3 separate regions of the Homo sapiens genome follow, and all the other regions are linked to region 1. A link is an interaction called in ENCODE POLR2A ChIA-PET data of the cell type or tissue named here. Cell type or tissue: MCF 10A. All regions are shown on one strand.

Region 1 (2,500 bases):
TGACCTAAAATGGCTGTGAGGCTTTTCCATTATTTAAGAGTGAACAGAAAAGACTTGGGACTCCCAGTTTTCCTTCATGAGCAGGGAAGGTGACTTTCACTGAATAAATGTTTAAAGAAAACTGTGGGAGAAAAAGTCAAGTTGGGTTTTGGTTGCCAGGAGTTACGCTTGTTTCAAATATCACCCGGAAAGCATTTAATCAAATCCAAGATACCACCGATACTAAGGCAAACTATAATTTCAAATGCCCCTAAGAAAGAAAAATATTGCTACTATGATACATAAACATGAACGCAAAAATCTATGATGAACAAAATACCAAAATTTTAAATAAAGGATCAGTATTACTGATTTTTCCTTTTGCCTCAGTCTTTAAAGTGTCTCAGCATGGTATTGTAACTGTTCTTTATTTAAAATTTTGATATGTAATTCATCATGTTTTTTGCATTAATTTAAAAATGTTGCATTAGAACACTACATATCTTCATTTTTGAGTTTTTGGGTGCTCCACTAAATTTTGCACTTGAAGCAAGTGCCTTCCTCACCTCACCCACCTCATCCACTGCACCCTAGCTCCTCTGTGAGATATACATGTGGATAGAAACAAAAAGAAGAAAAGGGGAAGAAAGAAATATAAAAGATCCTTTTGCTTATTTTCTTGCCTGTGTAATTGCAGAAGGGAGAAATATTTGCATACATTTTTCAAACACGAATTTCTTTAAAGCACCAGCTGGAAAATATCAGAGATGGTCTAACTGATAGCCCTAGATAACACTGAAGAGGGAGGTCTAATCTTCTCTTTGAAAAGACTCGAACATATTGCCTGGGATGACAAAAGTCCACAATAAACAGCTACTTTGGTGCTTTTGATGGTGTTGATATTAAAGTATGAACCAAAAATCTTATTGTTTTGATTTCCTCATTCCTGCCATTAAAAGAAATTCCCTCTAGTACCAATGAAAGTGTAGAAGGAGATTTATGATACTTGTGTGTAATATAATACTTGGTACATAGCTCTCTACCATTTTCATCATCTCTTAATTCTCATAATATTTCTCACTTGATCCTCAAAACTACCACAGAGGGTAGAGAGGGAAGGCGTTGCCCATTTTATGGACAAGGCTTCAGCCTCATTTTTCAGACAAGGTTGATCCAAGTCACATGACAAACTGCTACAGAATGGGAAGAAGAACTCTGATCTTTCAACATCAAGGGTAGTCCTTTTCCTGTACACAGTGCTGTGTGCCTCTGAAGACATGTGGAGAGACGCTGTAAGTGGCTGCATATGAGGGATTGCAGCTATAATCTGAACTGGTTAGCAGCTGATCTCCCTGAGGCTATATCCAGTCTCCTAATGCTGTTTCATATTAAACATGTTTGGGAGTTAGTCACTTGGCTGGCACATACCAGCAAAGTGATTGCTTCAGCCCTGCTTGAAAATTCTAGGTCCTCCCTTTGCCTGGGGGTGGCAAACTCAATGCAAACCTCAGCTACAATCTTGCAGACACTCTGGGGCTGAAGCTGCCTTTGTGTTTCACTTATACATAATATCATATTTTCAGTAAAAGATCAATGGATGAATTAAGTATTATTAGTCTTTACCTCAATGTACCATCAAAGCTGTTCCTGTGAATGCCACCCCTTCCAAGGAGAGACTGGCAGATCAACAGGTTTAGTCTCACATATCAGTGGGATTTGGGTATAAGTATTTGGCTGCATTTAAACCTGCAGGTGGAGATGCCAGGTTCCCTGTAGCCATCCCCTATCAGGGAGGGGACTAATTCTTCTCAAGCCCTCTTGTGCCTGGGTGCCCAAGTCACTGGCACCAGGTGGTGTGGAGGGATGGAAAGCCTTGTTCTTGCATGTCAGGCAGGTGGATGGAGTCTGCTTCATGCCTTCATCCTGCCAGCCCTGTTTCCTGAGGTGGGCCCATGCTTCCATTTCCCTCGTGCCTCAGTGAAACTCTTCTACCCAGTGTCCCCTCACCGTGTTTTCTCCGGTTCTTTGAGTGTGCCCTTCTTATGGCTCCTTAGTCCCTGGCCTGTAAATGAGATAAGTCTGTTACACTTGACTTAGATTTTTGTCTTTTATTGTTGATCCTTTTCCCCAATCTCTGGCTTTTTTTTTTTTTTTGCCCTACATTCCTATTCCTTACTACAATTCCTAGCAACCATTTTCCTAACCCTTTGCCAGATGCAAACTTTGACAGTTGTCTTCTTATAAGATTCTGGAACTCAACTCCAAAGAGCCATGGCTTATAGGGGAGAAGGAAGAGGGCAATGGTGCCTGCCACCTGAAGAGTAAGGCCTGCTTGTCCAGGTGAAATCTTCCTGCACAGAGTTTATTTGAAGGTTAGTATTTTTATTGTTGTTGTTAATAAAGTAGAATAACATCTATTTATTTTTTAAAATTTTTATTATACATGTTGTATTCATGGAAAATCAAGAACTTTAAAGGAACTCAAATTAGATCTAAATTATGTTCAGCTCTGAACTGGTTA
Region 2 (2,500 bases), 62 kb before region 1:
GAGGTATTTATTGAGCTCCTCCTGGGTCCTGATGGAGATCACATTCTAGTGACAATTCCTTTTAGAACTTCATTTTTACATCCTCCTTCCCTTCCCTGACAAGTTCATTTTGATACAAGTGAGCAGAGAAGGTCTTCAGCGCCTAGTGGATTCTAGAGGACGGCCAAGAACCTATTGTAAAAGAATGGAATCATGAGATCAGGGAAAAGCTGCTCATTTGGGATAAGATAAGAATCCCAAAGAATGGTACGGATGGCAGTAAGCTGGGGTGGTGCCCGGACCCGCCTTCAAGGCAGTTTGGATTTGACAAACCAAAGTTACTGTTTTGTCTTTTTAAACAATAGTTTTAATCTTTATAAAAGTAATGACTGTAGAAATAAGACACACTACAAACAAAAGTGAGAGTGATACCAGAGAAATTACAAAGAGGAAAGCAAAGATCACAGCTAGAGGTAGTATCAATGTGAACATTTTTGTAAATATCCTTTTGGGCTTTAAATATACATATACACATAAACAGTCATGGAGATTTTTGTGCATATAACTTTTTAAACAAAAGTAAGATTATAGTTTATTGCCTGTTTTTTTCCACTTAATATAGAGAAACTTCTTTCCCTGAAAATAAAAATCTATAGTATACAACTTATAGATATTGTATGAGCACAGTAAATTTACTCATTTAACTCTCTAGTAAGGCAAGTTAGGCTGTATGGTAAGTAAGGTACAGAAAGGAAGCAAGCAACAAGCAAATGAGAAAACTGACTTCAGCTGTGGCAGCATTCTGACTATTTTAAAGGCAGAAAGAAGGTAAGACATATGGAAGCTCAGGAGATTTTTTTGTGTTCCAGACATAGATGAATAATGTCTGAATCTGGAATTCTTTGTGGATGAAGAATTTCCAAAAGGCAAAAAAAAAGGACTGCAACCCAACACACACTATAAATGAAGTAATTTCAAATCTTCACATCTGCAGAACAGATAGATAGAATGTCAAGAAAGCACTGAGACAACTAAAAACAGCGGGTGGACTGCCAGGGAAAAACCAAGTCTCATTCTAATGATCATTCACAACCACAGCTTTCCAAGGAAGTGGCAGAGCTCCCAAACTATGCTCTAATAGAAGGTGTACTGAGCCTTTCTCACGAGATGCTAGGTGGCTTTAAGACTTCATGTGTCCTCTGGGTCTCCACCTTCTCAAGTGTTTGGGTGGGCCTTGTGGGTTAAAAACTGTGCTTGTCAAAGTTCCCTTGGAAGCTGCATTTCCTACTGCAACAAAACAGCTCTGCTTTTATCTGTTTTAGATACTGGATCTCCAAAAAACGTTTTATTTGAAAAAGCATTTCCACAGCTAAAAAGTGTTCTTAAAATAACAGCGTTAAAAAAAAATAGCATTCACCCTTCAGCTTTTTTGTTAACCACGAAGGGAAAAATGTAAATATATAATGGAGAGATACGAACATTCCCATCTCAACACGTTAGACAAACTTGGCGTCACTAATGGTGAGATAATCAATAGGTGCCTCCCAAAATGATTCAATGTCAAGACTGTAGCATCATTGATGGAATTTCCTCACCAAAAATATTTAATTAATCTAATCAATCCTTTAGATCTAATGTCCAATTCCAGAAAATACAGGCTATAGAGAAATAAATTAATACCATGAGGAAGCAGAGAAATTCATAGTATGGATCATTCTATAAGACAACTGGACTGGTGTCTTCAGTGGGTGGGTTAGGGGAAAAGGAAGCAAAAGGAACACCAGATATAAAGGTTCTGAGGTGGGAGCATGGCTTGAATGTTTTAGCAAGAGTGAGAATGCCAGTGTGACTAGACTTTGCTCTTACCTAAGTGAGATGGAAAGCTACTGAGGAGTTTTAAGCAGAGAAATGACATGACCTGATGTTCTTCTTCACAAAATCATTCTGGCTGTTAGGATGAGAACAGACTACAGGGGACAAGAGTAGAAGAGAGAGACCAGAAGGAGGGCTATTAGAATAATCCAGGCAAAAGATGATGCTGGCTTGGACTAGGTGGTAGCAGGAGCAAAGTGGTCAGATTCTGGATATATTTTGAAAGTAGAGCCAATGGGATACATGAGTGGGTTTTATAGAAAACAGAGAGGTCAATAATAAATCTAAGAGTTTAAAAAAACTGTTTTTTTTTTTTTTTAATCCTTGAACAACTGAAGATGAGAACTCACATTAATTGAGACTGGAAAGACTGCAGAAAGAAAAGATTTGTTTGTGGGAGAGGAAGTAGTGGTTGCAAGGAGAATCGGTAGTTCAGGTAGTTCAGTTTTGGACATGTTAACTTTAAGATGCCTATTAAGACATTCAGGTACATGTGTCCAGAGGGCTGCTAGAGAACTGAGCCTGGAGTTTAGGGGACAGATCCGGGTTGATAGAAATTTGGGAGTCTTTTTTTAAAGTCATGAAACTAGATGAGATCACCAAGGGATGGAATACAGAAGTAAAAAGGAGATATCCAAAGGCTGAGCCA
Region 3 (2,500 bases), 69 kb before region 1:
AAGATCACTGTAGCACCTGAGTGGAGGATAGATAGGAACCAGACTGAAGACCTAGAAATCGATTAGGAGGTTATGATAATAATCCATGCAAGAAGTGATGAGAATCTAAACCAAGTAGGTGACAGTAATAACAAAGAGGAGGGCACTGATTAGCCCAGGAGGAAGAATCCATAGAACAGCAGGAGGGGAAAGTGACAGGGAGGAATCTTGGATTTCTGGCTTAAGTACTGGGAGACTTGTGTTGCTAATCCTAAAACAGACTTTTTGTTTTTGTTTTACAGGGGGTGGCCACAGGACAGATAAAGTTATTTTCTGAATGTGTTGTTTGAGGAGGTACCTGTGGAATATCTAAGTGGTGATGACTGAATGAAATGTGAACACAAAAACCTGGAGGTCAGCAGAAAGATCTGGGTTGGAGACGCAGCTCTGAGAATTTACTCAGGGTGAGTGCATAAAGTGAGGGGAGCTCTGGACTGAGGAAAAGTTGAGGATCAATGACATTTCTGGGTTGAAGAGAGGAACAGAATTCTTAGAGGGAGTCTAAGAAGAAAGAGAAAAAGATAACAAGAAAACCAGGAGAAAGCAGTTTTATGGAGGCTGAAGAAGGGACTTTCCAAATGGAGGTCACTAGCACTGGATGTTACTAAGAGGTCCAGGAAAAACAAAAAACTGGATTTGCCAATATGAAGGTTGCTGGTATCCTTATCACGTGCAATTTCAGGGACTTGGTGTCAAAAAAAGTGGTGTAGGTAGACTAGATTTTCCATTAGTTTTTTTGCTAAGAAAAGGAGGGCTATAAAACGGCAGCTAGAAGAGAATGGAGATATGAATTTTTTCTTAAAGGACAGAAGATATTTGAGCTTGTGTACATGTTGAAGGGAAAGATCCAGAAAAAGCTTTGAGGACCCAGGAACTAGTAGCCAAAGCCCTGGTGAGGGGATTAGTCTCAGAGGAAGGTGGATACCTTTCCTAGTGAGGCAGGGGGAAAGAAACCAGTTTATAAATGGAAGAAGAAAAATACAAGGAATTTTTTTCCATGACAGGTTCAATTTTTCTCAGTGAAACTGAAAGCAAAATTATTGATTAAAGTTTAGGGGGCAGGAGAGGTATTAAGGAATTTGGGAAGATAGTGAAAATCTGAAATAGATGTTAATGAAAATAAGGAGGTATCTGATTAGGAACAGGCAAAAGTAAGGATAGATCCTGAAACACTGAGCAGGACTGATGTAGAAGTAGAGATGGTACAAATGACTAGCTTGATCTAGGGCTTCTCGTGAAGGCCAGAATACAAAAAGAAGTATGAAGTAATATGTTTATTGATTAAATAATGCTGATCAAGAAGGAGCAAAGGAGAGAAAAAGTTCCTTAGCAATTTACTAAATATCTTCCACTAGGATGACATCTGTTTGTGCAATAAGCTTTAACTCTGTTAGATTAACCAACAAATATTTCTCTCTACATATCAGTGGACACTTCATTAAATCATTTGAGATGTAGAAGGTCTATTTTTTCATCAGGCTTCTTTTAAAAGTTGATAGAAATAAAAGTGCCTCTGCTAACTTTAAGCAAAAAAATGTGAAGACAAGAAAACTTCAAAGTAGAAAAGAAAACCTTAAAAATTTTCACAAAAATGACAGTTTAGAAGAAAAGTTTGGTTATAAATACATTTTTACAAAGCAGCAGCCTTTAAATAACAGGAACAAAGAGAAAGTTTCTGAGGCCAGAATCACATTAATTATTGAGCTACAGTATTTTTCAATTCTAAAATACATTTTTTTTTGGACATTTTAACATCACTTAAATGGAAATACATCTTATAGTTGGTAGCATCTTAAAATCCCTATTGGTCAGGCAGAACTGTGACATGGTTGTCATTTATTGAACGCACTCTAGTAAGGTCAAGAAAACACCATTGTAAAAAAACATGCAGAATAACTTGGCAGAAAATTCCCAAAGATCATAGCAGAACACTCTTTTAAGAAATGCGTCATCACCAAACACTCTGGATGGCAGAGAAAGAAAGTATAAACATCGGTGGCTCTAAATTGAAAAGTGATTTTAAAGAGTCTGAATCCGAATAGATGAAATTCTAGAAATATTTTAGCCAATTATTTCCACTGTATTTTATTTATATATGCACAAGAGTGATATATAGTTAAAAATATCCATCAGGCCAGGTGTGGTGGCTCATGCCTATAATCCTAGCACTTTGGGAGGCCAAGGTGGGCAGACTGCCTGAGGTCAGGAGTTCACAATCAACCTGGCCAACATGGTGAGACCCCATCTCTACTAAAAATACAAAAATTAGCTGGGCATGGTGGTGTGTGCCCGTAATCCCAGCTAACTTGGGAGGCTGAGGCAGGAGAATTAAAGGAACCCGGGAGGCAGAGGCTGCAGTGAGTCTAAGGCTGCAGTGAGCCGAGATCGTGCCATTGCACTCCAGTCTGGGCAACAGAGACAGACTTCATCTCAAAAAAAAAAAAAAAAAAAAAAAAATCTG

Evidence for each region. Peaks named below come from ENCODE experiments on the same cell type or tissue, not always from the same donor. Only the 100,000 strongest peaks of a DNase experiment are listed, where the experiment ranks them.
Region 2: POLR2A ChIA-PET joins it to region 1 with 6 read pairs; 3 of 35 experiments call an interaction of 5 or more read pairs at or near these places.
Region 3: POLR2A ChIA-PET joins it to region 1 with 5 read pairs; 3 of 35 experiments call an interaction of 5 or more read pairs at or near these places.

What each region holds. Positions count from the first base shown.
Region 1 is chr3:135,926,200-135,928,699 of GRCh38, reverse strand. No RefSeq gene overlaps it. Among named protein-coding and RNA genes, the nearest start is that of PPP2R3A, 38 kb to the left of the region's middle. In MCF 10A, no CTCF peak of the experiment used is centred here; a DNase peak (open chromatin) is centred at 1,349.
Region 2 is chr3:135,987,923-135,990,422 of GRCh38, reverse strand. All of the region lies in intron 1 of PPP2R3A (protein phosphatase 2 regulatory subunit B''alpha), which reads right to left. Among named protein-coding and RNA genes, the nearest start is that of PPP2R3A, 23 kb to the right of the region's middle. In MCF 10A, no CTCF peak of the experiment used is centred here; no DNase peak of the experiment used is centred here.
Region 3 is chr3:135,995,444-135,997,943 of GRCh38, reverse strand. All of the region lies in intron 1 of PPP2R3A (protein phosphatase 2 regulatory subunit B''alpha), which reads right to left. Among named protein-coding and RNA genes, the nearest start is that of PPP2R3A, 31 kb to the right of the region's middle. In MCF 10A, no CTCF peak of the experiment used is centred here; no DNase peak of the experiment used is centred here.